Linked DNA regions of Homo sapiens: region 2 is linked to region 1. Evidence: chromatin loops called from intact Hi-C (ENCODE). Cell type or tissue: heart right ventricle. All regions are shown on one strand. Each heading gives the region's core, and the rest is flanking DNA. Links, peaks and the distances in the headings are about the cores only.

Region 1 (15,876 bases), core at 9,572-13,571:
CAGGAGCACAATGCAGCCATGTTATTTGCTAATGCATAACAAAAGTGACCTTTATTCCCATTCCCAATAAGTTCTTCATTTCCATCTGAGACCTCCTCAGCTTGGCCATCTCTGTCCATATCATTATCAGCATTTAGGTCACAACGATTCAACACATCTCTAGGGAGTTTCAAACCTTCTCTCATCTTCCTGTCTTCTTCTGAGCCCTCCACATCCTTCTAACCTCTGCCCATTACCCAGTTCCAAAGCTGCTTCCACATTTTCAGATATCTTTATAGCAATATCCCACTCCTCTGTACCATTTTTATGTATTAGTTTGTTCTCTCACTGCTATAAAGAAATGCCTGAGACTGGGTAATTTATAAAGAAAATAGATTTAATTGGCTCACAGTTCTGTAGACTATACAGGAAGCAAGATGTGGGCATCTGCTTTGCTTCTGGGGAGGTCTCAGGGAACTTACAATCATGGCAGAAGGCAAAGGGGGAGCTGGCATGTCTTACATGGCAGGAGCAGGAGCAAGAGACAGGAGGGAGGTGCTACATACTTTTAAACAACTAGATCTCATGAGAACCCACTCACTATTGTGAGGACAGTACCAAAGGGGATGTTGCTAAATCATTCATGAGAAACCACCCCCATGATCCAATCACCTCCCACCAGGCTCCACCTCCAACAATGGGGATTACAATTTGGCATGAGATTTGGTGCAGACACAGATCCAAATCATATCACTCCCACACACAGGTAGTTTTCATTCTCTGCCCTTAGCAATTTAAAAGAAAGCACTCATATAGCATTTTTCTAACCAAAATTACTGACCAGTTAAAATTCCTTCTCAAAAATGTTTAATATTACTAGAACAGGAACCATAGTCACTAAAAAAGGGGGATAAAATAGAAACCTGGGAAAATAACTAAAATATAGTTCCTAAGCCAGGCAAGTAATCAGGCTAATTAGCGTTCAAATCAAACCAGATTTTCAAAACTAAAGCCCCCATTACATGTCTTTAATATTAAATCTTACTAGATTTGATGTTAAAGAGAACACTTAATTTTTCGGTTTTTTAATCTGATGATTCAAAGGAAAACTGTGAAATGGACCTGTGGCTTTATCAGATTTATGTTTAACTGCTTTGGCCAACAACTATAATATAGAGTTTTCATAATAGATTTCATCTCTCTAGAGTAGAGTGAAGAACAATTGCCCATTTGATATTTTAAGCATAGCACTTAAGCCTAAATGCAAAGTAAATAATAATCAAAGGAAATTTTAAAAGCATGAAGAAATGAGGCCTCAATAGGGACCCAAGATCTTCCTTACTGGGATCTTAAAAAAAGAAAAAGGATTTCATGTATAGTTCCTTTACTCTAAATGACTTATTTAGATTCAAATCAATAATATGGAAAGGAACTAACACTTAGTGAGGTACCAAATGTTCTTTATCTCATCTAATACTTATGACAAATTTATGGAGTGAACATTTTCTTCATTTTACAGATGAGAAAACTGAAATGCTCATAGATTAAGCAATACATCTAGTCAGAATCAGTAAATGTCAGAGTCACAATTCAAACCCTTCAACAAATATTTACAGAGCCCTCACTAGTGATCAGACACAGGGGTGAGGCTAAGGATTCTTGGCCTCTGTCCTCAAAGTTGAGGAGGTGGTCAGGAATATAAGGCGTGGTCAGTACCAGGGCAGAGGCAAGTGCAGAGTGCTATAGAAAACGGATTCTCAACACTCACCTGCCTCAATGACCACCTATATCTGAAGGGTCCAAAGCCATACTTGCAGAGCTAAGCTCTCCAAACCCACATGCTCAGATGCCTTCTGGGACTCTCTGCTTGGCTACCCCAGAGTCCTCCAACCCAAGTCCTGACAATTTCCCACCCACACCCCTCCACCTGTGTTTCCTAGTTAATCCACAGTTCATTAACATCCTCCTCTCACCCCTTCACATGCAGTCCCTCATGTGGTATCCACCCTTCCTTCTAAATAGCACTCATTGCTCTTTCTTCTCCATCCTATGGCCACTGCTTTAGTTGAAGTCTTCGCCTTCTCTCCACTGGATTTATTTGATAATTAGGAGAATGATCTCCCAGTCATCAGACGAACTCACTTTTAATCTGTTTCCCATCACTAGAGTGTCACTCCTTACTCAAAATTCTTGGGTCACTCCCCAGGTTCTCCAGGATACACTCCAAATTCCTTAGCTTGGCACATGAGACTCTTCATAATGAGGGCCCAGGACTTTTCAAGTATCATCTTTTGACATTACTTTCAACAACAAAATATTTACTGGGCATCTGCTATGTGCCAGCCCTGAGCTGGGTGTTGGGGATAAAAATAATAAACAAAACATATGTTGTATGGCCAGCACCTGTACTCAGGAAGCTTACATTCTGTTCAAAAGAAAAACAGGAAAAATAAACAAAATAATGGCAAGCTCTAAGTGCTGTAAGGAGAATACAGCTGCAAAATTTTTAAAAATTATCCAGTAAAATCCAATGATGTTTTAAAAGGTGACATATCATCACCAAGTGGGTTTTATCCTAAAAACGAAAGGCTGGCATAATGTTAGAAAATTAATAAATGTAATAAACCATATAACAAAGTAAAACAAACAAAATGATTATCTCAGTAGATGTGGAAAATCATTTGCTAAAAATCCAGTATCTATTCCTGATCTTTTTTAAAAATGTTAACACTAGGAATAGAAGCAAATGTCTTCAACTTGATAAAGAACTTCCAGGCAAGAATATAAGGCAAGCCCATCTTGGCCAACATGGTGAAACCCCGTCTCTACTAAAAAAATACAAAAAAAATTAGCTGGGTGTGGTGGTGCATGTCTGTAGTCCCAGCTACTTGGGAGGCTGAGGCAGGAGAATCGCTTGAACCCGGGAGGCAGAAGTTGCAGTGAGCCAAGATCGCGCCACTGCACTCCAGCCTGGAGACAGAGTGAGACTCCATCAAAAAAAAAAAGGAATATAAGGCAAGAAAAAGAAAAAAAAGATATCCAAATTAGAAAAGACAAAGAAAAGCTTTATTTTTATACAACATGATTGTCCATGTGACAATCTGATGGAATCTACAAAAATGCTACTAGAACCACTAAGCAGATTGAGCAAAGTTCCAAAATATAAGATCAACATATAAGACCAATTGTATTTCTATAATTTGGCAATAAACAACTGAAAATTGAAATTAAAAATACCATCTACAACAGTATCAAAACATGAAATACTTAAGGATAAATATGTTAAAAGATATGTAAGACCTGTATACTGAAAACTATAAAAGATTCCTGACAGAAATAAAAGATGACCTGAATAAATGGAGAGATGGAACTTGTTCATGAATTGTAATACTTGAATTGACCTGTAGATAAAATGCAATTCCAATAAAGTCTAGCAGGTTTTTTGGTACACATTGACAAGCTGATTCTAAAATTAATGAAATTCAAAGGACCTAGAATAGCCAAAACAGCTTTAAAAAAGAGAACAAAGTTGCAGGGCTATCACAACCTTATTTGAGCAACAGTAATCAAGACACTGTAGTATTGGCATTTGGAAAGATAAACAGATATACAGAATACAACAGAGTCCAGAAATAGACCTACAAACAAATGGACAAAGATATAAACATACTGACGAAGATATAAAGGCAATGAAATTCAGAATATATAGTCTTTTCAACAAATGGTGCTGAAAGCAATTGGTTATCCAAGTACAAATAAATAAAACTTCAGTCCATACCTCATACCAGATACAAGATCAACTAAAAATGGATCATAGACCTAAATGTAAAAAGTAAAATAATAAAACTTCTAGAAGAAAACATAGCAGAAAATCTTTATGACTTTGGATTAGGCAAAGATTTCCTAGATATGAACCAAAAGCATGATTCATAAAAGAACAATTGATAAGAACTTTAAAATTCAAAAATTAAAAATGGCTCTTTGAAAGACACCATGAGACAAATGAAAAGTCAAGACATCTGAAAAAAATTTGCAAAGCATGTATCTGATAAAGAATACAGAAAGCACTTTAAAAACTCAATTAAAAAAAACAAACCCTAGGTAAGAGATTTAACCAGACATTTCACAAAAAAAGATATAGAAATGGCAGGGAGGCACATCAAAAAATGTCCAACATCATTTGACATTAAGGAAATAAATTAAAACCATCATGAGACATCACTACATATCTCTTAGAATAGCTAAAGTTAAAAAGACTGACCATGAAAAGTATTTGACAAGGATGTAGAGGAGCTGGAACTTCACATACTGCTGGTAGGACTATAATATATAAAATGGCACACAGCTTGGCAAAACGGTTTCTTACAAAGTTACCATACACTTTCATTTTATTCAGTCATTTCACTCCTAGGTATTTACCTAGGGAAAAGAAAGCCTATGTTCATACAAATACTTGTACACAAATGTTCACAGTGTCAGCTGACTGTTGAACAACTCAGGTTTGAACTGCACGGATCCACTTATATGTGCATTTTTTTCAACCAAGCAGATCAAAAAGACAGTATTTGCAGGATGCAAAACCCAACTTTTTCTATAGGCAGTTTCCACAGACAAACTGCCGGACTTCAAGCAAATTTTGGTACCCTTGGGCAGTCATAGAACCAATCCTCCAGGTATACCAAGAGACTACTGGAGTTTTATTTGTAATAGCCCTAAACTGGAAACATCCCAAATATTTATCAATGAGTGAGTACACAAACAAATTGTAGTATATCCATACAATGGAATACTACCTGCTATAAAAGGGAATTATTATTATTTTTTTGAGGCAGAGCCTTGCTCAGTTGCCCTGGCTGGAGTGCAGTGGCACAAACATGACTCACTGCAGCCTTGACCTCCCAGGCTCAAGCAGTCCTCCTTCCTCAGCCTCTCAAGTAGCTAGGACTACAGGCATGTGTCACCATGCCCGGCTAATTTTTTGTGGAGATGGAAGTCTCACTATGTTGCCCAGTCTGGTTTCAAACCTGGGTTGAGGCAACCCTTCCACCTCCACCTCCCAAAGTGCTGGGATTACAGGTATGAGATGCCACTGGGAATGATCTATTAATAAACATAACAACACAAATGACTCTCAAGTTATGCCGAGGGAAAGAATTAACACACAAAAAAAGTATATACTCTATGATTCCATTTTTATAGATTTTGCATTTATTTTAAAAATTGCAAAATAACCTATAGTCTCAGACATAAATTGTTGCCTGGGGGGTAGGTGAGGCTGTGGGGAGGGTGGCGGGTAGGGATCACAAAGGGGCATGGACACCCCGGGGATGAGGGATAGGTTTACTATCTTCACTGCGGTGATGGTTTCACTGCTGTATCATGTACTAAAACTTATCAAATTGCTTACTTTAAATATGTCAATTATTGCATGTTCAAATACACTTAAAATAATAATAAAAATAAAAGCAATCTTAAAAATTATTTCAATTCATTCCTAGACCTGGGTTTCCATGGATATCCAAATTTGAAAGCAGTCAGCTAAACTTCACATTTCAGCTCTTAGGGTAGAAACAAAGTACTGTTTCATAACAGAAATTGGATATATATGAAAATAATGATTCAATGGCTTTAGTTTAATGTATCCTGACAGGTGTTTCAGGAATGGTCAACTACACTTCAGCTAGGTTTTACTTCTTTCCTCTTCCTTTCCTTCTCTTCCCCTCCCCTCCTTTCTCCTCTCCTTCCCCTTATCACTCAGCAATGAAAATGGGTAACAGAATAAGGATAGCTTAATTCAGATGACACAATTATGTGGCTCATAAAGATAACATGGCACCAATGTCTTCAACCACTGTGTTGGAGGCATTCCATAGGATTTTAGACTTGCAAAAGTAGCCTTCTTTTACAGATTAAAAATCTCAGCATGAAAATCAAGTTAAATGGCTTTCCTGGGCCACGCAGTTAGAATTTGGTGACTTAAAAAAAATTCACTTACTACCCAGTTCTAAAAGAAAAAACAAAGATATGGGGCAGAATACGAACCTGTAGCCTAGCTGGAATAGGCTCTAGATCTATTAATTTACATCCTTTCCACCACAGTTCTATAGCACCATCCTCTGACCAATCCACATGTTTTTCTACTTTCCTATGTACTTTCAAGACTGAAGTTGGTATGAAGTTATAAGAACTAAAACAGTGGTTCTCAATATTCACTGCATTAAAAAAAAAAAATCACCTGTGGAGCTTTAAAAAGGAACCATGGACCTTACACCTAGAGAAAATCTAATTGATTTGGGGTAGGTCCATGTACTTAAATAAACTGCATTGAAACTACCTGGAGGGCTTATTAGAATAGATTGTTGGGCCAAGTGCGGTGACTCATGCCTGTAATCCTAGCACTTTGAGAGGCTGAGGCAGGTGGATCACCTGAGGTCAGGAGTTCAAGACCAACCTGGCCAACAAGGTGAAACCTCGTCTCTACTAAAAATACAAAAATCAACTGGGCATGGTGGCGGGTGCTTGTAATACCAGCTACTGGGGAGGCTGAGGCAAGAAAATTGCTTGAACCTGGGAGGCGAAGGTTGTAGTGAGCCAAAATTGCACCACTGCACTCCAGCCTGGGCAATAGGGCAAGACTCCGTCTCAATAAAAATAGTTAGATAGACAGATAGATCGATAGATAGATAGATAGTTGGGCTCCACCCTGGCAGCTTCTGATTTTGGGGGTCTGGGATGGTACTCAACAATTTGAATTTTCTAGCAGGTCCCAGGTGACAGTGATGCTGCTGGTCTGTGGACCACACCTTGAGAACTACTTGAGTAGTTTTTAGTTCTTTCAGTTCAGGTAATTTTTAGTTCTTCAGGATAATATGTTCAGCCAGTTGAAAATCTTTGGTTGAAGACAGTAATTCTCCATCTCTGCAGAATCACCTGGGGAATTAAAAACAACTGATGCCTGAGTCCCTACAAGAGCTTCTTTTTAAATTGATCTTGGGTGTAGCCTGGGCCTTGGGATTTTAAACAGCGAAATATTATTTAAAAGAATCATACCCCAGATGATTCTAATGTCCAGCCAGGGCTAAGTATCACTGAAAATTTTCTGCCTCCTCAATTCTTATTACCATTTACCTCAAATTTCCCAAAGAGAATTGGATGCTTTGACCACTATATTAACAATTTCTTTCTAGCTTGTTGTCTGTGAACAATGGTTTGATTCCACTTGGATTTTTTTGTTTTTAGCACTCTGATGTTTTAATAATAGCTAATATTTACTGAACACCTGGGGTGTGGAAGGCTTGGTACTAAGCGCTTTGCCTCTTTACCAGCTTTTTTGGGTTGTTTTGTTTTTGGTTATCGAACAGTTATGCTTTAAATATTTCTTCCAAAAGAGACCCTGCATTTTCTAGAATCAACATTGTCTTATAACTTATGTTTAATAGAGATTACATTTTATTCTGTTTCTACTAGTTAGAAGCTCTACACGGGGAGAGAGGGGAAGGAGAGAGAAAAAGGGAAAGAGAGGGAGAAGGAGAGAGTGAGAAAAAGAGGGAGAAACATATTATAGAAAACAAATTCTTCTGATGTGCTTCAACACATTACGTTTAATACTTGAGTCTCTGTGAATCTTCGTGGAGGTTCTCCAGAAATGGACAAAAATTCAATATTTCCACCATGAAAATTCCAGGAATGCCTATGACTCCATCCAAAGGCAGCTGATTTTCCTTTTGCTCTTGATTAATGCATTTCTTCCATCTCCAACTAAACAAAGGCTACTGATTTTCCTCCCAAAAGTTACTTCCTTTGGAACATACCAAAAATACCATTGAGAACAATGATATGAGTCGTTTCAGGTGAAGCGTTTTTAGTTAAGAAGATTTTAAAAGTACAGATTCAATTATTTTTACCGCAGCTTTGGTCAAGGCTTCCTGAAGTGGCTCTACGGAGCACTTCCCACAAGATGGCAGTGTTGTATGCGGCTGGAGAGCCCTCCACTTGCGGAAGGGTTATCTTCACAATTACGGCTAAGAACGTATCCCTACAGCTTTAGTTCCTGAAATATTATTTGTTTCCAGGTTCATGAGATCTGAGAGCCATCAGGAGTATATCTTTAACATTTAGATCTATGGGTTAGCAAGGTGTCTAATCAGCGGTACTTAATAAATGTCTACTAGATGAACGGATGAATGAATGATACATGTGTATCAACTTCACATAAGCCAACAGCAGGGGAAGGAGGCTGGAACAACTCCAAGACGGAAGGAAGCAAGGGCCACTGCGCCGTCTCCCTTTGTGATGAAAGAGTTCTTCAGTACTCCATTGTTCTTTTCCCTACTTGCTGACAGGTTTTGACAAGAACACGATTCACCCTAATAAGGCCTGATGGCCCATCTGCTCACCCAGCCATTTTCCTCCTTAAAATGGGCAAAGCAGCTATTCTGATCCTATCATAAAACACAAAATTAGTTACAGCAAAAACATGTGGGGGAAGTGTCTATTAATAAAAGGTAGTCCATACAAACAATATATGTTACCAGAGAGAGAAATTCTTGGGCAGTCTTTCAAGTCTGATAAGCCCACTGTGGAAAAGGACTTTGTGGGGGAAAGTGGTGGGTGGGAAAGCTCCACGATGAGGTCAGAGGGTGGCGTTCGACCTAAGCTAAAGCAGTGGCCTCCCCCAGGTCACTTTCCCTCTCTGTGCTTCAGTTTCCTCTGCTTCAGATGGGGGAGGGGAGTACCAGCTGATCCCCAGGGACCCATCTAGCTCTGATACAGTCAGCTTCTACCTTTTCTTCACATTATGGCTTAAACGATCATAGTGTAAATGCCTAAGGGCCAACCAGAGAATTCTAAATGTTTGCTCTGAAGGGAAAGAAATAACTGATTTCAAACAATTGTAAAATGCCAGGGTTTTTGCTGTGTTTGTTTTGGTATCAAATATAAATATCTCTCTGTATTAGCTGTTGCTTCTGTTCTCCTATAGCATCGATTTTCCGAAGCAATTATAGGCTTACAGTATTTAAAATGTTGTATGAAGCTAGTTTGGGTAACATTTTGGTTTTTAGGCACAGGACTTGAATGGTCAAGTTACAAAGCTTAGTTTGTAATGTTAATAAGGTTTCCAGGCATCCGTTTCACATTATAGACTGCTACAAAACCACCAAAGTTGATCTAATCTATTCACCTGTCTTGGAGATTAGCAAGCATCATTATGAGTAGGTTAATACCAACTAGCCACTTGAATTGACATAATTGAAAAAGACTGGCTCAGTTGGGGGCCAGGTCCTTGGGCTACAAGGACCTTTACCCTATAAAATCATTAGGAATTAACTTTGTGACACTTGAATGAGAAACAACAATTCAGAAATTATAAAAACATGCCAGAAATCAAAATTAGTATCTTCTAAACAACTAACTACGTTCTGAGATGAGCTTTGGTTATTTGGCTGTATAACTTAACTAACAAAGACACAATCCACCCCTGCTAATAATCATAAAAGATATTTGAAAATCCCATTTCAATACGAAGGGATTATTTATCTATGCCTTATCCCCAAACAATAATATCCGAACACTGAAGCAAAAGAATCAGTTATCTATCTACCTACTGGTGACCAATAACAGAAATTTAGCACTTTCAAGAGTTGGGCCATTTTTAACCTTATTTGAAACAGCTAAAGTAAGGCTTCTGCTATCAGAGGGAGCAATCTGCTGCTAGGGTCTGCCCAAATTCCAAGCACCTGCTTTCTCTGGTCTGGAGGCAGATGGTACATCATAAAAATAAAAGCCATGGGGAGAATGTACAGAAAGATATTCCCTTTAAAACCCTTTAGGAGGTTCGTTTTCCTAAAATCTCATACTATAAATACACATGTTTTATTTTAATATTATAGCTCAGAATTTGGGAACTGACACAGGGTCATGAAAAAGGTTTCCTTGGCCTGATTGAGTCATATACATGTATTCACGTATTTCCACAGGATGGGAAATCAGTCTTTAGTTTACAACCATCTAGGGCAGGACATTTTATTTTTGGAGTTCTAACAAATATCCTAAACAGTAGCCGCTGCTGCCCTTATTCTTCAATACTACCACTCACCCCAGCTCTATTAAGTTGTTTTATTATAACTCTTAGGCACTGCTCAATGGAGTAACCTCATTTATATTTGTAAGGCTTGTACAGATGAGCTTGGCTGTAATAAATTGGCCTCATGATATGCTTTTCCACTATAATTATTTAGAGTAATGCTTCTCAAACCTTAGATGCATCAGAATCCCCTGCAGGGGTTGTTAAAACAGATTTGTTGGCCTGACTCCCAGAGATTCTGATTTAGTAGTTCTAGGGTGGGACCTGAGAATTAGCATTTCAAACAAGCTCCCAATGAGGCTGATGCTGTTAGTCTGAAGGCTACATTTTAAGAACCACTGATGTAGGAGTTCCCTTTGGAGTGTCTTATCGGTTATGATTATTTGGGCTTATATTAGCTTCTCAGTTAATACCCATTTTATGCCGAAAACGTTTGAAACGTGTTATTTGCTTATATTCAGATGTTGCAGTTACCCACAAAGATGCTTGATAAGCAGATGGACAGATATGCTGAAGTGAGGCTGCTCCACACTGTGAGTATCCAGAAGGATCAATGAATGCACTATGTTTGATCAGCTAATGTGCAATTTCCCAAGTCACCAGGAGTTACTGCAAAATACACAACATGGCGCACTTCCAACATAAATGTCTACTAGAATCTGACAGATAATCTTCTTATCCTTACTAATTTTTATCTTAGAATTTAGATTTAGCCCTTAAAGATGCTGGATTCTGCTATCTTAAATCTGTAAGCACACTCCAATAGTTTGAACTAAGCAAATGTTGACAAAAGAGTAATATGACACAATTGAGCAATGCTAGTATTTATGTTCACCTTGTTTCTCCTATAATCCATACTTGGTTAAATTTTAAAGAATGGCTCTGTCACAAAATAGCATCATAATGTTAAGATTTACTTCAAGCACACTTTGGAATGTAAACATACCTTATTTAACTTCACAAAATATTCCAGTCCAGCTTCCAAAGGATTTGTATCACAGTTCATCTAAAAAGGAAACACACATTTTAAATCTTAGATGAGTGCAAGTCATTTTGGTAACATCACTTTCATATTTGTTTTTAGGAGAAAGAACCCTTTTTGATTTTTCAACACAGATTCTAAAGAAAGGCAAACTATAGACCGGTTTTGAAAACAATTTTTTAATCCAAAATTCGATGTAGCCTTTCAGCAAAACTGGTCATTTGAATATAACAAATATAGAAACTAAAATTCACTGTGTTTCCACAGCTCTCCCATTTTAATAAACATCTGAGGGAATGTACGTGATGTTTCTTCTAGAAACAAGATTTTCACATGTTTTTCTGCAATAATTTTACATAACTACGTTTTGAAAAGTTATTAAACAATTTACTTATCTTACAATTCACCAAGAATCAGGGTAAGGTGGAGGGAAAGCAGATAGTAGGAAGGTGGCTGATAGAGTTCAGGAGAGGAGAAAGGAATAAGCGGAGTTTGAATCTGTATCTCTTCAAATGTGGCCAAGTCACTGTAATAGCTACCAAGTCAGGGCTAACGCCAATATTTGGTAATAGACCTGAAGTTAATGGTTTTTGTTTCTTTCTTCGTTTTGTTGTTTTCTTCGCAGTGAGAGAACTAGTCTAAACCCCCTACAAGCAGTCAAACTTTTAAAGCAACACAGCACCTGCATAAACTAAATGAAAGTACGCTTGTTTTATATGACGTAAAACGTTGCCTCATATTTCTTAATCAATTTGAGCTATTCTAAAATTATATTTATCTGTTCAAAATTTCAGAATTTCTTCAAAGAAAAAAATAAAAATGAAGCACAGAGGATTGCAGTGCCAACACTAGAGGGCGCTCTGGCACTGCTGGGAAATCGGAGGGACGGGAGAAGGAGAAAAGCTCTCCAGAGGAGGTCGCCGGGAGAGGAAATCTGAGAAAATAAAAGGCAGGAGAATGGAGAAATGTCTGACTCCCAAAGGGCTGCTCCTGCTGCTTCATTCCTCGGAGAGTGTGGGGACCGCGCTGTCCTCCGTTTCTGTCCCTGCGCCTAGCCTCGCCTCAGTCCCCAGTTGTAGCTAGAGAATCCCCTAATAGGGGATCTCTCGTGGAGAGCTTGCCCACTTGCTTCTGCGCACTCTAAATGCCCTTGGGTCTCTGCCTGGGCTTTGAAACACACTCTCCCCTTCAATCAAATGCACTTTATTATGTGCTTGGCACTTCCTAGACTCTCTCTACTATCTATGATAATTCTGTAGCATAAAAAATCCATTTTTTAGAAAAGTAAACAGAAGTTCTGGAGGGTTAAGCCAGATAGCTGGTGCGTGGTGGAGGAAAAATTCAAACCCAAGAGTCCCCGCTCTGAGTTCATCTTTTACCACTATCCCTTATCTTACCTTTCAGGTCTAAAACCTCAGTGTCTTCCAAAGAAACAACTACTGAATCTGAAATAGTGACTGGGTCCAGGGATAGCCTGCCATATTGGAAATAAAGTAGGAGAACAGAGTTTAAACCACAGGCTGGCCACTTACTAGGTAATCTGGACCAAGTGGTTCTCTAAGTCTCAGTGTTATTATGCGTAAAATAGAGGTAATGGAGAGTTGAGAAGGAAAATGAAATCATGCATATGAAAATATGTAAATGGTTAAAGCACTATACAAATAGAAACTCTTAATAACCATTATTAATGGTGGAGGAAGGCTGGACCACCACATTCTGGACCATCAACCCTGCCCCTCAGAAAGGAGTGTTAATTCACCAAAAGGTATAAGATAAGAAGAAAATGAAGACGGGCAAAATGACAGAGGAGGAGAGATTTTGAAAAGTGTTACTCTAATCCCATGAGGCAAGCCGGCTCCCCAAAGTCCAAGACAGTTATCTAGGGCTGTCAGCCAACTAGGATGAATTAAGGCAGAATAAACATATGTCAGAATTCCACTGAACTTTCACTTGAGAAATTAAGGAGAAAAACCTCTTCCCCTAATGAAATAAAGTTATCTAATGATATGTAATTTCTCTTACAGCCAAAACCAATGTTATTGCAGTTCAAACCAGCCCTTATATAAAAATGAGATAAATAAACATAAAATGTTAATAAAGATGCTAGCATTTCAAACCTCTAACCCCCAGGCTCTGAAGGCTTTCTCCAGGCGTAAGGCATTCATGGCATAGGTTCCAAAATTGTCGATTCCCTCCTCCTGGCCTGCATTCATGATAGCGTCATACAGCGCCACAGAATCTTCTCTTCTGTGATACAGCTCCCAACCCAGCTCACCTGAAATAAACCCACAGGTGCCACAGCAGGGCAAGAACAATGATCACTAGATCTAATGTGCATTAGCTAGAACACATATAAGCAGGAGAAATTCCACTTATGCAACACAGACATTGTCAGTCTCTAAAAAGACCAGCTCACAAAAAGTTACAAGACCCCACTGCAAAGAAGCCCACCATATCACAGATGCATTTGTGCCGATCCTGACTCCCATGTAGATGGTGGTATGCAGGACACCTCTTGTCATGACACAGAAAGACTATAATACAGGAATTAATCTCCACCCTGGACCCCAGCTTTCTAATGAGGCTTGACTGTTTTCTGGGACAATGACGTTAGGTGAATAGTTAGCATGGCACAGTTTATCAGGGCAACGAGTTCAAGGTTTAAACCAACCCCTTGCCCAAAAATCACAAGCTTAAAAATATAGTTAACTAAGAATTATTCAAGTTATCCTCATAGTGAGAAAGCCATAGTCTCTGACTTCTCCCCCTCCCACTTCTTCCCTAGTCATTTCCTTCACCAACAGAGCTGTGGGCAAAAATCAAAAGAAATTAAATGTAACCCAAAAAATCCTGCTTATTTTTGTGTTCTTGTTTTGTTTTTTTGTCTTGTTTTTTTGTTGAGACAGGGTCTCACTATGTTGCCCAGGCTGGTCCTGAACTCCTGGGACAATCAATCAGTCCTCCCACTCTGGCCTCCCAAAGTGCTGGGATTACAGGTATGAGCCACTGCATCCAGCCCTGCTCATTTTTTATTCTAGAATTTGCCAACGTTGGGTGGAAGAAGGGCAGGGAAAAGGTATAGCAGCAGCCCAGAGAAAGAGCTATGGTCTTTAATCTCTGTGTTCTCCTGTTTCCCAAGGTGGAGGGCTCATGGTAAGGTGTTTTTATGGGATACCACAGAATAGGAGCAACATATAATTGAATGAATGCCTGGGCATGCAGTACTCCTGTGAGAGACAAGGAGGTCTAGAAAAACTTAGAAGGGAGCCCAGAGCACCACTGGGGAACTGAAGAGCATTCATTCATCTCTGTATCAAATACCTACCATGTGCAAGGTTAGGTGCTAGAGGAAGACATCTCAGTGAACTTACAGTCTGGAAGGAAAGAAGGATTGTTGGCAATGCTCTAGGAGAGGTACCTGATACCTTCAAAATGGTCTCTATGGGAGATTCTATCTCCAGGAGACCATCTTGAATGTTCACAAATAGAGTTGGCTGGCCCGACTATTTCAGCCAATCCTCTTCCCCACTTTTCTTTTTTTTTTTTTTTTTTGAGATGCAGTTTCACTCTTGTTGCCCAGGCTGGAGTACAGTGGTGTCATCTTGGCTCATACAACCTCCGCCTCCCGAGTTCAAGCAAATCTCCTGCCTCAGCCTCCAGAGCAGCTGGGATTACAGGCATGTGCCACCACGCCCAGCTAATTTTGTATTTTCAGTAGAAACGGGGTTTCTCCATGTTGGTCAGGCTTGTCTCGAACTCCCGACCTCAGGTGATCAGCCCGCCTCAGCCTCCCAAAGTGCTGGGATTACAGGTGTGAGCCACTGCACCCAGCCCCCACTTTTTTTTTATCTGCCCTTCCAGATGGTAGGCAGCGATGGGACTGGAGCAACAACTAGAAATCTGTGGAACCACTTTCAAGATGAGGAGTGAATAGACAGACTAGACATAAGAGCTGGGCAGAACAAAAATCTTCCTCCAAAGTCGCATGGACAAAAGTGAGTGTGAGTGTGCACATGCATACACACTCACACATTTCTTGTGACATGACCTTTTAATTTTAAATTTTAAATTTTAAATTGACCTTTTAAATTTCAGAGACTTAGTCCAGGTTGTTTTCCAATCTTACCAGTATAAGATATCCTAATAGCAGTGACAGGAATGTTGGAAACCTTTAAGGACTTGGTTTGAAGAAACTTGAAAACATCATCACTAAGATCTTCAGAGGTCAGTTTCTGAAGGACCTTTCTTGCCTGTGGCCCAGCAACTCCAAGAACTCCAAGCTCATCAGTTATGTTTTTAATTTCAACATCATATCCACCTTTGACTGCTTCTTCTTCAATCCATCTGCGTTTTAGTCATGAACATGGTGTTAAATATTGCTTGAATAATGTACTTTGGTAATAAATTATCTCTCTGAAGACATGCTTTGTGTCTAGAGTTATCAGAAAGTCCCCAGAGTGTCATTTCATGAAATCACACTGATTTTTAAAGTTGAGGAAACCAAGCCCCTGAGATGTTAAGTGATGATTCTCTTTAAATCACCCACTTATAAATTTGGGGGGTAATTTTTCACAGTACAGAAGGATCCTTCAATTTAATGAGCTCTGCCACACAATTCTTTTAAATAGTGACACAGCCCTTTTGCATTTAAACTAATGATTCAGCCTTGCAAAATTAATTTAAACCCAAATTTTCTCTAATACCTGTACACAGGAGGCACACTTATGTTGCTAAAGGTTAATAATGTGCCTGCCACAAGACACGTAATTGCTCTGAGAATCACAAGGAAAAGACAGAAACTCTAGTTTCAATTTCTATGGCTTGATGAGTT
Region 2 (15,876 bases), core at 4,369-8,368, 85 kb after region 1:
TCATAAGTGAGACTACAAGTTAGTGAACATTGAAGTAAAAAAAAACAAATGGAAGAGGGGAATCCATTTAAATTTTCCAGAAATTTTAACGATCGTGAGGATTTGATTTAAAATAGAGTATTTACATTTAACTGTTAACCTGCTAAATTTATTTTTCCACATTTTCTTTCAAATAAAATACTAAAATAGATATATAGCATTTTAGAGCCCAAGGAGAATAGCTTTTCCTGATGAGAGAAATTGAGGAAATGGTTATGGTCTGTTTTGTGTGCTCAGTATTTTTCTTTCTTTTTTTCTTTTTTTTTTTTTTAAGATGGAGTTTCACTCGTCACCCAGGCTGGAGTGCAGTGGTGCGACCTTGGCTCACTGCAACCTCTGCCTCCCAGGTTCAAGTGATTCTTCTGCCTCAGCCTCCCGAGTAGCTGGGACTACAGGCGCACACCACCACGCCCGGCTAATTTTTGTATTTTTAGTAGAGACGGGGTTTCACCACGTTGGCCAGGCTGGTCTGGAACTCCTGGCCTCATGATCCACCCGCCTCGGCCTCCCAGAGTGCTGGGACTACAGGTATGAGCCACCACGCCTGGCTGGTTTTATCTTTTCAAAAAAAAAAAAAAAAGATAAGAGTCTTCATTCTTTCCTGCTTCAATTGCAACTATTGACTTTCCATTTTACAATGAGAGGGAAGCAGTTTCAAACATGAAGAATATGAATAGTGTTAACTAAATTGAAACTCTCACAGTTACCTGAATGTACAGCCATAGAGGGGTGTTAAGGATGTACTTTGAGTGGCCAAGGCAGGAGGATCGTATCAGGCCAGGAATTCCAGTCCATCCTGGGCAATGCAGGGAGACCCCGTCTCTACAAAAAAAAAAAAAAAAATGAGCCAGATGCAGTGGCACACACCTATAATCATAGCTACTTGAGAGGCTGAGGCAGGAGGATTGTTTGAGCCCAGGAGTTTGAGGCTGCAGTGAGGTATGTTTGCACCACTGCACAGCAGCCTCAGTGACAGATTTGAACACTGCCTCTTAAAAAAAAAAAAAAATGGAGACAGTGTTTTTACTGTACTACCACTTGGTTCAATGGGGGCAGAGTGTTTATACATATTTCTTGTACATACATTTCTGACTGAACATGAAAGAACTGAAACTTGGTTGACTGGGGGAATTGGATGCTTGAGGGACGGGACACCCTTTTTTAACTTTTGAATTTTGAGCCACATGACTGTCTTACTTAGTTAATTAATTAAAATGAGATTAACTTTTTAAAAATGAATCTTGTATACATTATGCAATGCTCCTCTAACAGACACTTAAAAATAAAATGAAACTGGCAATATAAAATAGTGTTTTAATTTTTCCTTTTTATTTTTTATTCTAGATCATGATTATATAGTTCATCTCATTAACAATTAATGACCTTTTAAACATTGGGTTATATAGATATATCTGAATTTATTCATATATATCTGAATTTATTTTTCAAAATGGATTACCTTTATAATAAAGAAACTATTGGAATTAACACTGTCTACCTAAATAGTTGCTTACCACAAGTGAAATGACGGTATTCAAAATCTAGACTGGTTTGTGTTAGTTTTTTTAGTTTATTTAATTTAACTGGGGCTTTCCTGGAATTCATAAAATGTCAAGAAGCTGTTTCATGTCATTTTGATTTTTACTTTTAAATTTGTATTGGGGTATAAGATACATACAAAAAAGTATACAAGTTGCAAATGTACAGCTTGATGAATGTTCATAAACTGAACACTGTCATGTACACAGCAGTAAGATCAAGAAATAGAACATTACCAGCACCTCATTTCCTTCTATTTACTCTCCTCTTCCCTGGGATAATCAATATTGAGACTTCTGAGAGCATAGCTTTGTACTGCCTGCTTTTTACCTCATACAAATGTAATTTTACAGTATTGCCCTTTTGTGTCTGTCTTCTTTTAGTGAATACTATGTTTGTGAGATTCATCCATATTGTAGTTATAAATCATACATTCTCATTGCATATAGCATTCCATTGTGTGAATATGCCACAACTTAGTTACCTATTCTATTACTGATGGCTATTTGCGTAGTTCCCAGTCTTGGTCATTTATGAATGAGCTGCTTTGAACATTCTTGTGCATGTTTTTCAGGGGGAGCATTTGCATACATTATCCCCCCAGGAGTGGAATCATTTGATACAGATATGTGAAGCTCTCATAGATGCTGCCAAACATTTTTTTTCTAAACAGGTGTACCAATTTACACTGCTATCAGCACTAATGAGAGTCCAGTTGCTCCCCATCCTCCCCCCAAATTTCATATTTTTTGTTTTAGTTATTCTGGTGGGTGTGTAGGGTATCACCAGAAGCTGGTTTTTGGAAATTCTAATTGTTTTCAAAAATTCTTTAAGCTGGATAGGTTATAAATACCAAATAAGTTGAAGCTGAGAAAATGCAAGTCAAAGAGAACCCTACTTTTATGTATACCCTTATTTAATACTTGGGGGTTCTTATTATATGCATGTATTAACTTGAAAAAATAAATATATGTTCCTCTATTCTTGAAGTTCAGAAGCTGTTGAGTGATGACCATTTTGCTAGTCAGAAATGTGTCACTACTTTTCTAAGTCAACAGGGGGCCATGTACTGATAATAATCTCAAAGTAGACTAAAGTCATGTACTAGTTTACCGCCAAAGAAACGCTTTACATAGGCAAAGATTTCCAGCATCAGCACCAGCTAAAGCCCTCACAAAATCCTCTTCAGATGCAGCTGACTAGTACAGTTATGTGCAAACCATCAGGAAATGGAAATGAGAAAACAGCATGTTTTGTGTAAGAAAAAAAAGGGGTGGCAGGGTGTGGATTCCAACCTGGTAGTGAATTTCCCGTCACATGTAAGCTCCTCAGTGTGGTGCTGGTGTCTAAGTTCCCCCGGGTTAGAATCCACATCTCATCCCACTATAACCAGCTATCCCCTATAACCAGCTATCCCTGAGTTGCTGTTGATCTTTCTGTTGCCATCTCTCCCTTCTCACACCACACACCCGCCAGGCTGCTGTGTATTTCTTTCTTCTGCAGGGTTGAGACCAAGTCGCAGGGCTGTCCCTGGGGTATGACTACCCAGATCAGGAGCTACATACTGGAGCTGATGGACCACTTAAACATCATGTACCAGACCCCTGGGAAAAAGGGGACCTATAGCATCCACTCCAACCGTTTCCTATTAAGACAGAGAAAGATGAACTAAGACATCTATTAGCAGCTCACAAAGATGATAGAAATTAAGATTTGAATGGCTATTCCCAGAACTTAGTGCTTCTGTTTTCCAATGCCTATCAAAAACAACAACATTTCAGAATGACTAGGCAACCCAAGGGTTACACACAGTGCAGAAGTCATGGGGTATTTGGTGGGGTAGCCTGGTCAGGACAGACTATTTTCTGTCTGTCACTAACTGTATGTCCAATGAATTGGAACTTCTGACCAGGAGAAGGGACCTCTGGGTCGGGCCAGGTGAGTGGGAATGTCCATGAGTCAGATGAGGTTATAAAAAGTTTGGGGAGCTTTTGAGAAAAACAATCTACTGAAAAGAAAGCATAGAGTAACTCTAAAGAGTGTGATCTCTGGCTTCATTCGGCCCAGCTGACGTCCTCTCTCAGCTCTGTGCTTACTATTGACATGATCTTGGGAAAGTTCTCATCTGGCCTCCATGGGCCTCAGCACTGTCATCAGTAAAATCGGGCTGGTCAAATCCCTACCTCACAGGGCTATTGTAAGGATTACTAATGCTTACAAAGCACTTAGCACAGCTAACTCCACATAGGAAGTGCTCATAAAGTTACAGTTATCTGCTTAAAAAAAAAAGCCACAAAAGGGCATGTGACAGGCTAATCATCCTGTTAGAAAGCATTTGAGGAAAAGCAGAAGAGAGGAAATTTCAGAGCTAGAAAGGGAACTCAGGATGCAATTACCATGCTGAGAGGATAGTTCTGGGAAACTGGAGGTGTCCAGAATGAACAAGAATATCAGCTGGAGGACTCCTCTGTGGAAAGCCAGGAGATGCTGGAGACGCTGGATATGCTGGCTAATCTGCAAGCCCTGAGGGAAGCATTTTCACCTGTGGTGGAAGGAAGCTCTGAGATAACAAGCAAAAACAAAAAGCTCAGCTGTTTCTCTAAGAACTAGGAAATTAAAGGCAAAAACTCAAGCATGGGCAGCAGTTGGAGGCACCAGCAGGAGCCACAGGCACGGTCAGAGCCGGGCTCAGGAAGGGCTCGCTGATGGCAAGGGAAAGGCAATGAAAGCACCCTGGGAAGAGGCTGTTTTGTGCTCTAAGTTTATGCCAAACCAAATGCAAAGACAAATCTGAAAAGTCACCCAGCTTCAACTTCTAATTTTCCATATGAAGAAACCAAGACCCTTTAAAGAGGAGTAATTGTGCAGTGGTTGGCTATGCATGAACGTGTTGGGACAAATGCATGTATGTGGCCACTGCAATAGACAGGGTGCTGGACAGGACAGGTAAACTGAGGAAAACCTGTGCACCTGCAGAAGAGAGTTTTAGAAGGAAAATCCACCTCATCAACCTTTTAGTATCGTCATCCTGGCAAGAAAAAATAACGGGGGTTAGTGGCAGTAGGAAAATGTAAGGCAAATGAAATCTTCGGTTTGGGGGCTACTTGGGGGAACATGTATTCCGTAACCCCAAATATACCTTCTATTTATAGCAGAAGTTGAAAGCCCAAATGCCTTTAAGGTAAGGTAAATATGTGAACCAGAAGAGTGCAGGGCAGCTGGGTGTGGTACAGACCAGCAAATGGGAAGGGTGGAAGCGCCACATAAAGGAATTCACATTCAATTTTTTAAAAACACTGGCCTTGCCAAAGGAAACGCAGAAGCTGGCTCCATTTCCACATCAGCAGTTTGCAAACACTGTTCTGTACAGTGTTAACATGTAAAACCACCATTAAACACAGTGTTAAAACATCATTAAACATCATACTAAAATATAAAACATCATTAAACACAGTGTTAAAGTATCTTCAATGGTTTAAGGCTAAATGAAACATATTTAGTCTAAAAAGGCCTGTGAAAAGTCAGTTTCATTTTAAAAGAGATCCCAGTTGAGTGGGAAATGAAAAGTCCTGACATTTTTCCATCTACATATTGGTAAAAGGAACATTTTAGCACTTATATGAGATGGTTTCTATCTCTTCCTTGAAAAAAAAAAAAAAGGAGATGATATCCTTTACTTCCAGCACCAAGCATAGGGTTTAAAACATTGTATTAATGGTACCTAAATGTTTATTGAGTGAATAAATAGGATTTCAAATAGAACAAAGCACTGGTCAGAGACAGAACAATAACCGAGTATCTTTTGAGGTTGTAAAATGAAGGGGGTGGATCGCCAGCTCTAAGTCTCCTCTTCTTCTTTGGGATTTATTTTTAACCCCCAACATCTTTGTACACAGCCATGGACTTCAGTCTTATGACCTCCCTCATCTGGTTGACTCCAGTAGAGATCAGAGAACATAGGCAGCCTCCCAAGGACAGTTTATTGCAGAACTCACTTCCTGCCAGGTGCAGTGGCTCACGCCTGTAATCCCAGCACTTTGGAAGGCCGAGGCGGATGGATCACCTGGGGTCAGGAGTTCAAGACCAGCCTCTCCAACATGGTGAAACCCCGTCTCTACCAAAAAATACAAGTTAGCCGGGTGTGGTGGCGCCAGCCTGTAATCCCAGCTACTCGGGATGCTGAGGCAGGAGAATCACTTGAACCCAGAAGGCAGAGGTTGCAGTGAGCTGAGATTGCACCACTGCACTCCAGCCTGGGCGACAGAGTGAGACTCTATCTCAAAAAAACAAACAAACAAGCAAAAAACCTCACTTCCTAAGTGGTATCCAAGCAGACTTAGTTCTCTGGGAATGGGGCAAAGAAACTTCAGGGAGCATGCTGATGATCCATCTAACTCCCTAACTTCGTGGTTCTTGAGAACAAAGAGGGGACACCCACCTCACAGAGTTGTGTGGGGTAAATAATGTTGTGTAAGTAAAAGGCTTAGTGCCTTTTACATACATGGTGGATATTATCATCTATTATGGAAATAAGTGAATAATTTTTTAAATGGACCTAATTGGGGGTGGGGGCATGGGATAGTTAGGACAACAAATTGAGAGGCCCAGAAAAAACAAAAATATTTTGACAGCACCTATAAATCATTCTGGAAAAGCTGGGAGTCGATAATTTTTTTAAAAAACGAAAATTCCCTACGTTCGAGTACAAATCCTTTTATATACATCTATACACTTAGGTATGCATAAAATTCCTCTGGAAGAACGGTTAACAGGCAATAGTGGTTACCTCCAGGGAGGGGACTTGATCTGCAACAGCAGCTGGGGAAAGGCTTCTAAATTTTTTTTGCCATGTTTGTTCTTGGAGAAATAAAGATTAAAAAAGTAAAATTTTTGCCATGTGTCTATATTACCTATTAAAAATTCATAATTCACTTCTAAATTTAATGCTACTAGTTTAAAATTTCTCCCAAGTTTTGCCACATTTTGAGGAAACTGAAATTGGGAACGTCGGCTTTCAGCCTTTATTGAGTGTTAGAGTGCTTATACCGCCTCCTAGTGCCAGATACCCACGACTGCGGCTGCTCCCTGCAGCCACCGCGGGGCTCACTCTAGACCTGTTCATCTCACCAGTGCTCACCAGGTGAATACCTTAACTAGTTAACGCATTAACTAACTAAACTGTTACCTATTCGGATACTCCAATGCCTTCAAGGTGTTTTTTTTTTTTAATCTAGGTACTGTGAAGAATGACTTTACCTCATGCCTCATTCTTGCTGACCCCAGATCACAGTTGGGGGTGGAGGAGCCAATGAAATAATAGATCACTTGAATAACAGTATATCCTTTCACCTTTTCATTTCTTTTTCCATTTTAAACTTGACATACTTAGAAGCAAAAGGACATTTTTACTTTCTCAGTTGTATTTCAAACACATGTCACTTTAGCCGTTAAATTTGTATTAATTCATCAGGTGTTGCAGTAACTTTCTTCTCTGCATGTGTTGAAATGGAGGTTGTTTGTCCACATACAGAATTTTTTTACATGCTTTTATTTGGGTAAAATTTTCTGAACTGTGTTTCAGATATTTCATTGTTCTGTAGGCTATTTACTGTCATGCTGTACATTTTTTTTTCTTTTGAGACAGAGTTTCACTCTTTTTGCCCAGGCTGGAGTGCAATGGCACAATCTCGGCTCACTGCAACCTCTGCCCCCAGGGTTCAAGCGATTCTCCTGCCTCAGCCTCCCGAGTAGCTGGGATTACAGGCGCCTGCCACCATGCCCGGCTAATTTTTGTATTTTTAGCAGAGACGGGGGTTTCACCATGTTGGCCAGGCTGGTCTCGAACTCCTGACTTCAGGTGATCCACCCGCCTCACCCTCCCAAAGTGCTAGGATTACTGGCATGAGCCACCGTGCAGGCCATGCTGTACATTTTTTAAAGTAATGTTTTTATTATTTTAAAATCAATGTATTCTCATTATAAAAATATTTTGGAAAATACAGTGAAACATGAAGAATAAAATAAAACAAGCCTTAATTCCGCCATCAATAGGTAACTACTGTTAACATCTCTATTCCCTCCAGTTCTTCTAATGTCTATGTTTTTATATCGTTTTCATGCTGAATTTTGAAGTCTTCAAAGTACATTTCTGCTTCCATTTATAAATGTTAAAAGTCTGTCCTTGTTAAATATTACAAACATATTCTTATTAGAAACTACTGTGTTATTAGAAACTGCAAGGCATGTTTGGGTATAGGGGTAGAAGGTCATTTTGAACATACCCGCCAATTCAGGGTTAGTATTGGACTCCTCTACTAAAGCCGCATTTGTGTCCCGTTATACTGGATGTATATCACACAGGAGATCACACTCCAGGCTGAAGATCTTCCAGGACTTCATCCCCTGATTCCATAATCTTGACGCCTTGGCCTTTGACAAATATCTGAGCATCGAATGGACTTCTCAGAGGCCTCTCTGGCAGCCTAAGTGGGCCATGGTGCATGATCCCAGGTGAGCGAGAGGACGGTCAGGGTCGGGGCAAAAGTGCAAGAGGCAAAAGGGACGCTAGGCAGGTTTGAAATCTGAGCGAGTGGCAACCTCGCTTTTTCTTATCTTACTTTTCGGTGGTTCCACCCATTTGGGTGAACAATCTGGATTACCTCCTTGGCAGGCCAGGTTCCCAACAGGAGGCGGGCCTGATGAAGGGCTGGTGGGCGTGTTCCCGCCCAAGGTCCGTGTTGGCCCGCGCGGTGGCTGGGAGGCCCTCCCCACGCCCAACTGCGGGTATAAAGAGGCAGGCTGCGGACTCGGAGCAGCTCGGGGCTGCGCAGCGGGAAGGCTCGCCTAGTCGGTCCGCATCCGTGTCGACCACCTGTCTGGACACCACGAAGATGCCACCCGTTGGGGGCAAAAAGGCCAAGAAGGTGAGTCTCCAGGGGACCCGAGGGCGCTCTCCTTCCCCTCCCACCTGCTCTGTATCCCAGCCTCTGGGAGCGCAGAGGGGCCCTCGGACCCTGCCTGGTACCCATCATCCTCCTACTCCCTCCCCTCCCTCAGCCTCAGACCAGAATGTGCTTCCAGAACTTCTCCAGCAGGACCCCAAGGCGCCTCTGAGCCTCCCCACTCCTGCCCCACGTTCAGAGCGCGCCCCCAGAGCGCCTCTGTCCCCTCCAGCCCCAGCCCAGCTTGGACCAGAGTGCGCCCCAGATCTATGTGATCCTTGCCTCTCAGACCCAAAGGCACCCTCTGAGCCCTCCCTGACGGCTGGGTGTCCCCAGAACTCCGAGCCTTCCAATATCTTCTGAATCTGGCACCCCAAGACCAGAAAACTCCCTAGAGATACTGCTCCTAGCCCCGCAGGCGCGATATCCCGTCCCCACGGAGCCCCTCCGCATCTGTGTCCGAGGCCGCCGCGAGCGCCCTCTGCACCCGGCGCGCCCAGAACAGGGAGGAGTGCACGGCGCTGGCTCCGACATTTCCCGCCTGGATCTGCACCGCGGGTGTCGGGGCCGCCTCCCCGCCGGGTTCTCGCTGCACCCAAGGCCCAGGCGCTGGTTGGGTGATTGCAGATTTTCACAGGCAATTTGATGTCCGTGATGACAGAAAAATGTCATCCGAAATGTCAGCCTCGAAAACATGGTTTAAGAAAAAATGGGCAGAGTGGCTGTAAGATACTGAGGAAGGGCTGTTGATGAAATTGTAAAACCCAATTCCAGCTCCAGATGAACAAGTCCATCTCTTGGCTATCCCAGTGGCTTGTTGGGAGGGGTATTTTCAGTCCAGACGGTAGGCCTTCCTCTAATTTGGGGAACGGATGGATAGATGGACTGACTGCCGTGGAATGAGACTGGACAGGTGGGAAGAGAGAGAGAAGGATGGAGGGAGGAGAGAATAAACTTGACCTTTTGGTCAAATGCCCAGTCCCAGGCCTGGCACGACAGAGGCCCCCGGAAAATGGTAGGGAGGCAGATGGGGCCAGGCCAACTGTATCCTCTGGGCTGTAAGGACAGTGAGAAAGGTCCAGCTCTCATCCCAGTGCCTGCCCTGCTGGAGAACCAGCTGAGGTGTGCCCAGTTTCTAAAGGGATGGCCTCCCAAATCAAAAAGACCTCTACACAAGGAAGAAGGTCAATTCGGTTACAGATTCTAAATGCAGCATCGTGGATGCATGTTGATGGCATGAGTGGGTGTTGAGATGGCAAAGGACTATGGACTATCACCAGTCAAAGGAGGGTGAGAATTTCGCCAGTCCCTAAATGTACTAAATGAATAGTCCACAGAGACTGGGAAGGATGATTCCTATAGATATAGATATTTTTTGTTTGTCCCCATTCTCATAGCCACGTAAGTCTAACTTATTCCCCAAACTCAAACTCAGAAAATCTAACATTTTAAAGAATTATCTTTGTAGAATTATCTAAGCAACAGATGAATGTAAGATGGAAAAAACAGTTTCCTAGTAACTTGTTTCCGTGCATATGTCAGTGTTAAAACAATATATGGACAATAACATGTCTACACATTTGAGTTTAAAATTAAAATAAATGTTACAAAGTTTGCACATGTTCATTATAAACAATGAGGGAAAGCACAAAGAACAGTGCCTGTTAAATTCTGGTGTATATTCTGCTAGTTTGTTGTTGAGGCAAATATGCACTTCTTAGACAAAAATGGGCTGATATTACATATACTGTTTTGTAATACTTTTTCACAAAATGGTATATTTTTTTCATAGCACATTCCACCTTTTAAAAAGTCTGTTTAGCTTGGGAACAGAAAATCCTGAAGTCTAGATAATTTTAAAATGCAATAGAATGTAAGAGATCATATTTCCAGAGGTAACCACTCAACAAGTGCATGAGCCACATAGTAATTGAATCGCCACTACCCACCCTGCCACCCAGCATCAGATCCTTAGCTATGCTGCACATTAAAATGCTGTGGTACTAAAATTTGAAAACACACACGTTCAATGGGAGCTGCTAACTGCCCAAATGTCATGAATTATTTTATCCAAATAAAAGTTAGTAGCAAGTCATATCTCATTTAAGTGACCCTTGTTATGTTTTTTATGTAACTGTGCTGGCAGTAGTATATATATATATATATTTATATATATGTATACATATATATATTATTGTTGTTGTTAATTAGGTCATAATCAAAGTTGCAGTTTTCAGATGTGACATTTAGATACATTGCAATCATGACAAATATTTGGATTTCAAAATGACGTGTGAGCCATTTATATTTTTGTTGTGCTTTGTTATCTTATGGGCTCCCATAAGATAACAAGGCTTCAACACTATGGCTTGAAAATGTTTTGATCTGAAAGGTATATTAGGGAACACACAGCATAATCCTACCACTTTGCTTCTGTCTGGTGAAATGTCAATTGTTTCCTCTCTCTGAGCACCAGCTGTCCAAATGGCATGGGAAGGGGCAGTGGAGGGGAAGAGAATGAAAATGAGGGAGGTTCTAAGAAGGTGGCAAGGAATTGGGATGCAAAATCCTGTGACTGCCTCTCACAGATTTCTGGAATCTTGTTATTATGTCAGCTTTTGTTTTATCCACTGTTATTGGTAGTAAGTGGAACACACTGGGTAAATACGTCCCAAGTTATTCCTTTACACTATACAGTTTTTTTCAGGGCTGTCCCACCACCCCCAATCCCATTTGAAATCAAATATAGATGTTATTTAAGCATAAAAGAGTCAGGAAGCCCTATGCTCCCCATCTGGAAAACCATGTATAAATTACTCAGGGACTCTGGGTCTTAATTTCTCATTTGTGAAATGAGAGAGAGATCTCAATTGAATTGAGTACTATTTATTTTTAAAGTCTATGATTCTTTGAAATTACAAAAAATCTATTAAACTAGAGAATTACTTTGTAATTCACAAAACCCTTTCAAAATACTTAATTCCAAAGTTATCCATAGAACAACACCAGGGTGATTACTGCACAGTATTGTAAATGGAATAAGTATGGAGATTGGGCTGAAAAATCATTCAACAAATACTTTAGTTGTCTCTTCCTTGTTCTCATCATAGAGTACAGCATGTGCACACTCATAACCTGGACTGTATAGCATAGCTACTGTTGTGGAAACTGAATTTTAACACCAAAGATAGAAGTCTTTGAGTGATTTGGCCACCTTTTCAGTCTTAAAATAAAATGGCTTAATAGCATTGCTGGGCACTGTGGCACGAGCCTGTAGTTTTGGCTGCTGGGGAGGGTGAGACTGGAGGATCTTCTGAGCCCAGGAGTTCAAGTTCCTCTGGGCACATAGTGAGATGCTGTCTCTAAGAAAAAAAAAAAAAAATAGCATTCTATGCCATTTCAACTTCTTTAACAATTTTTTAACCCTCTCTTTAGTTTGTTGATAGAGTAAGAAGACTAGTATTTACCATTTTAAGAATCTGTGCTTAAGTGCAGATTTGAGGCTTTACAACAAAATCTTTTCATTTAATCCCTCAGCAGACAGTTCTTCAAACACACCTCCCACGGTGTTCTTCAAATACTCTTTAACGTGTTAAGAAAGACCCCCCCACCCACAGCACATACAAAGGAATACACAAATGTTTATTTTATGAGCATTCTGGTTGTTTGTCTTATAGATAGCCATAAATGTATATATAAAATATACATTTTTCTCTGAAAATTCTAAAATAACCACACATCTCCAAGAATATGTTAGCAAAAGTAATAAAAATAGAAAATTATCTTAAACACTCAAGTAACTCCTTTTCCTCCCTCATCTGTAATTTTAGGGCATCCTAGAACGTTTAAATGCTGGAGAGATTGTGATTGGAGATGGAGGGTTTGTCTTTGCACTGGAGAAGAGGGGCTACGTAAAGGCAGGACCCTGGACTCCTGAAGCTGCTGTGGAGCACCCAGAAGCAGGTTGGTGCAGAGCTCTATTGTAAGTTCTCATAAAGGAGCCGGGTGTGGAGGCTCATGCCTGTAATCCCAGCAACTCAGGAGGCTGAGGTGGGAAGACCACTTGAGCCCAGGAGTTCAAGACCAGCCTGGGCACATAGGGAGACCTAGTCTCTCAGAAGTTTTTTAAAAATTAGCTGGACATGGTGGTGCACTCCTGTAGTCCCAGCTACTTGGGAGGCTGAGGCAGGAGGATCGCTTGAGCTATTTTATGCAAATGATTTTGTGTATCTGCAGCGCTTTTGTAATTTAGACTGAGTGGTAGCTAGAATTGATGGAAACCCCTGAAGAGTCTTCCTGCAAGCTGGACTTCACCTGCAACATTTTTATATATCTCATGCCTGGGCCTGACTTTTTCATGTTCTGGGCAAAAAGAAAGGAGTGGTTATGCTACAGGCCCACAATCCCCTGTCCAAACCACATTTTGGGGTCAAACATATCTTGGAATCCAGGAATCTGGGGATGTTAGAAAGTTAATACAGTACAAATGTAGCATATTATGTAACACTCCCAATGGGCCCTGAAGCAGCTCCCATTGAAACACATTAATACATTTTTGCATCAAAATACATGACTACCCTTACTAATTGAAACATGTTTATCAATACCTTCATGTTGGTTCAGGTCATATTTTGCCCCCAAATGGTTTTGCTGCAAACTTACCCAACTGAAGAAATACTTCAGAATTTTATTTGACCTTTTAGAGTTTGCTGTGGAATTTTAAAAACTTGCATTTCTCAAGCTAAATCTATAAGGCTAATCTCCAACTATGCCATGTACATATATAATCATGTATCAATGTACATTTAGCTTCTATGATTTTAAAATAAGTAATATAATGAGGAGTTAAGGCCATAAAATGAAGGTAATCAATTAGTATAAGCGACGTCATTGAGTAAAAGGGACTAGCCCTATTGTATTATGGGTTAGAGTAGGAACCTTGTGGTCAGGAAAAAGTAGGTGAAAGGATACTCAAATTACCAGCCTCATTCTCTTGCTAAAGTTTATGCCCAAAGTTATGGTTCTTGCACCCAGTGGAAGCAGCTTTAATTCAGCAATGAATTCAGGTTATCGGGGTCTGGAAGAGTTTGAGGAATCTGCCTTTCTGATAATTGCCCCCAGGTGACTCTAAGATGGATCATACTTAGAGAATCACTGCAGTTTTAGAAGCATGATGAATAATCAAGAGTGAGGAGTTGTCTTCAACTGTTTGGGATCACTGCCCTGTGGAAAAATCTGATAAAATTTTATAGACCTTCTGCACTGTAAAATGTATTTATACATAACAATTTGCACACATTTCCAGGGTTTTTTTCATGAAACCTCTGGAACTCCACCCAAGGACCATGTGAGTGGACTTCGTAGTTATAAACCATTTATTCCTAGTGTCCAGAAACCTAGTATATAGGCCTTTCAGCCCTCTCCAGCCACAGCAGCTCTGGGTTTATCTGATTGATATATGGAACTCCCTATATTTTTCATTGGTTCTGTTATTAATTAAAACAAGTTTGAAGCCCGCTAATTTAGGGATGCTTTTGAGGTCCCACTGAGAACTTTCTATGATTTAAAAAATCATGGAAAATCTTTGGCTACAAGCTTACAAATGCATTTTCTAAAATTTAAAAGCTTTTTTCACTTGTGTATTCATCTCTTTAAAAACAAAAACCAAGGTTTCTATGTTCCAGTTACTCTACTCTACTAGTCGTCTGGGAGACAAGAGATGAGTATAGACTCATCTCCAGCGTTAGCGCTGAGAGCTAAGAACTTCAGTGTCCTAGTAATTTCCTAGCCTGTCATATAGTTGCTCCTGGACCTTTGGATTTCATAAACCTCTGAAATTTCAAAATAATTTTCAGGAGCTGATATATTAATAGCATGCTGATTTCTTACTTTGCCCAGTTAATTCTCCTAACGAAAACAACCAAGTTTTTGTGAAATCCAAGTTTCACAGTCATTTTATAAAAGGAGTTTTTTTCCACTATCTTACAATGGCAGTTTTTGACAAGGCTGAAAACAAAGATGGGTTGGGGAAACTTAAAAAAAAAGATGCCTATGCCTCACTCCAAACCATTTAAGTCAGAATATCTGTGGATTTGACATTCCAATCCGTAATTTTAATTTGCAGGGGATCTAATGGGCAACCACAGCTTAGGACAGCTATTTTAAAACAAATGATAATTTCTTAAACTGAATACTTTTAGCTATATGGGGAAAAAATCCCACCATATTTCCTCCAGCTGATAAAACTTTGCCATTTGGAGGCCTCACGCCTGTAATCCTAGCACTTTGGGAGGCTGAGGTGGGCGGATCACTTGAGGTCAGTAGTTCAAGACCATCCTGGCCAACATGGCGAAACCCTGCCTCTACTAAAAATACAAAAAAATTACCAGGCGTGGTGGCAGGTGCCTGTAGTCCCAGCTACTTGGAAGGCTGAGGCAGGAGAATTGCTTGAACCCAGGAAGCAGAGGTTGCAGTGAGCCAAGATCACGCCACTACACTCCAGCCTGGGTGACAGAATGAGACTCCATCTCAAAAAACAAACAAACAAACAAACAAACAAACAAACTTTGCCATTTGGTATTCATCCATGGAACTGTGCTTGGAAATCTTGCTCCAATTCTTATTTCACCATGCTACCAGAATTATCTTTTGAAAACACTGTATTAATTACATCATCCAGTTGCTTAAAAACTATATATTTCCCTGATTCATCAACTCCAGCCACTCAAGGTACTTGTCATTCCCCCAAATGCCATGCCTGTTCCCGCTTTATTATCTTTGCTCAGGCTATTCTCTCTGGATGGAATTCCCTTCCCCACCTTCTCTGCCTGGCAGTAGCATTGAATTCTTCCAAGTGCAGCTCAAATGATTCCTCATCTTTGGACCTCCTTCGCCCCCTTGCCCCATGTCCTGGGTAGAAATGATCCCTTCTTCCTGCATAGCCCAACCATGCAGTGCTGTAGTCAGTTATTTCTGGACAGACTGTGAAGTTGTCCAAAGACAGAATAATGGATTGTTTATCCTTGTGTCCATGGGTGCCATCCACAAATACAGTCAATGAATGATAAACAAAATAAACAATGAACAAGATGAGCAAATACAGGAATATGAGCACCCCCTGCCCACCCATTCATCTAGTCATAGCAGGTTCACAGGAGTTTCCAAGAGACTTCAGATCTACCTCTCATCTACCCCTAAGATGTGCAAATGTCAAGCAACCAGAAATTCAAGCAGTTGTTTTCCTGCTTGTTTATCTGAGAGCCATTTGAAAATATCGTGTGTTAATAAACAGAAATTATACCTTTCCTCATTCACTCTCCCAGTTCGCCAGCTTCATCGAGAGTTCCTCAGAGCTGGC

The links. A loop is a pair of places that touch in the nucleus more often than their neighbours do. Peaks named below come from ENCODE experiments on the same cell type or tissue, not always from the same donor. Only the 100,000 strongest peaks of a DNase experiment are listed, where the experiment ranks them.
Region 2: a loop joins it to region 1, with 4 times the contacts of the local background. A loop is called at or near these places in 27 of 110 quality-filtered maps.

What each region holds. Positions count from the first base shown.
Region 1 is chr5:79,013,262-79,029,137 of GRCh38, forward strand. DMGDH (dimethylglycine dehydrogenase) reads right to left here. Exons shown (of 16, transcript NM_013391.3): 12 at 15,172-15,389; 13 at 13,163-13,320; 14 at 11,010-11,069. Among named protein-coding and RNA genes, the nearest start is that of ARSB, 36 kb to the left of the region's middle. RefSeq lists an enhancer at 8,442-8,943. In heart right ventricle, for the core only: a CTCF peak has its summit at 11,897 (motif pointing right); a DNase peak (open chromatin) is centred at 12,000; H3K4me3 peaks cover 525 bases.
Region 2 is chr5:79,103,418-79,119,293 of GRCh38, forward strand. It overlaps BHMT (betaine--homocysteine S-methyltransferase), which reads left to right and starts at 8,392. Exons shown (of 8, transcript NM_001713.3): 1 at 8,392-8,501; 2 at 12,350-12,482; 3 at 15,842-15,876. The coding sequence starts at 8,469. LOC124901012 (a long non-coding RNA gene) reads right to left here. Exons shown (of 2, transcript XR_007058837.1): 1 at 15,820-15,876; 2 at 11,390-11,881. RefSeq lists an enhancer at 8,718-9,562. In heart right ventricle, for the core only: a CTCF peak has its summit at 6,645 (motif pointing left); no DNase peak of the experiment used is centred there; H3K27me3 peaks cover 2,748 bases.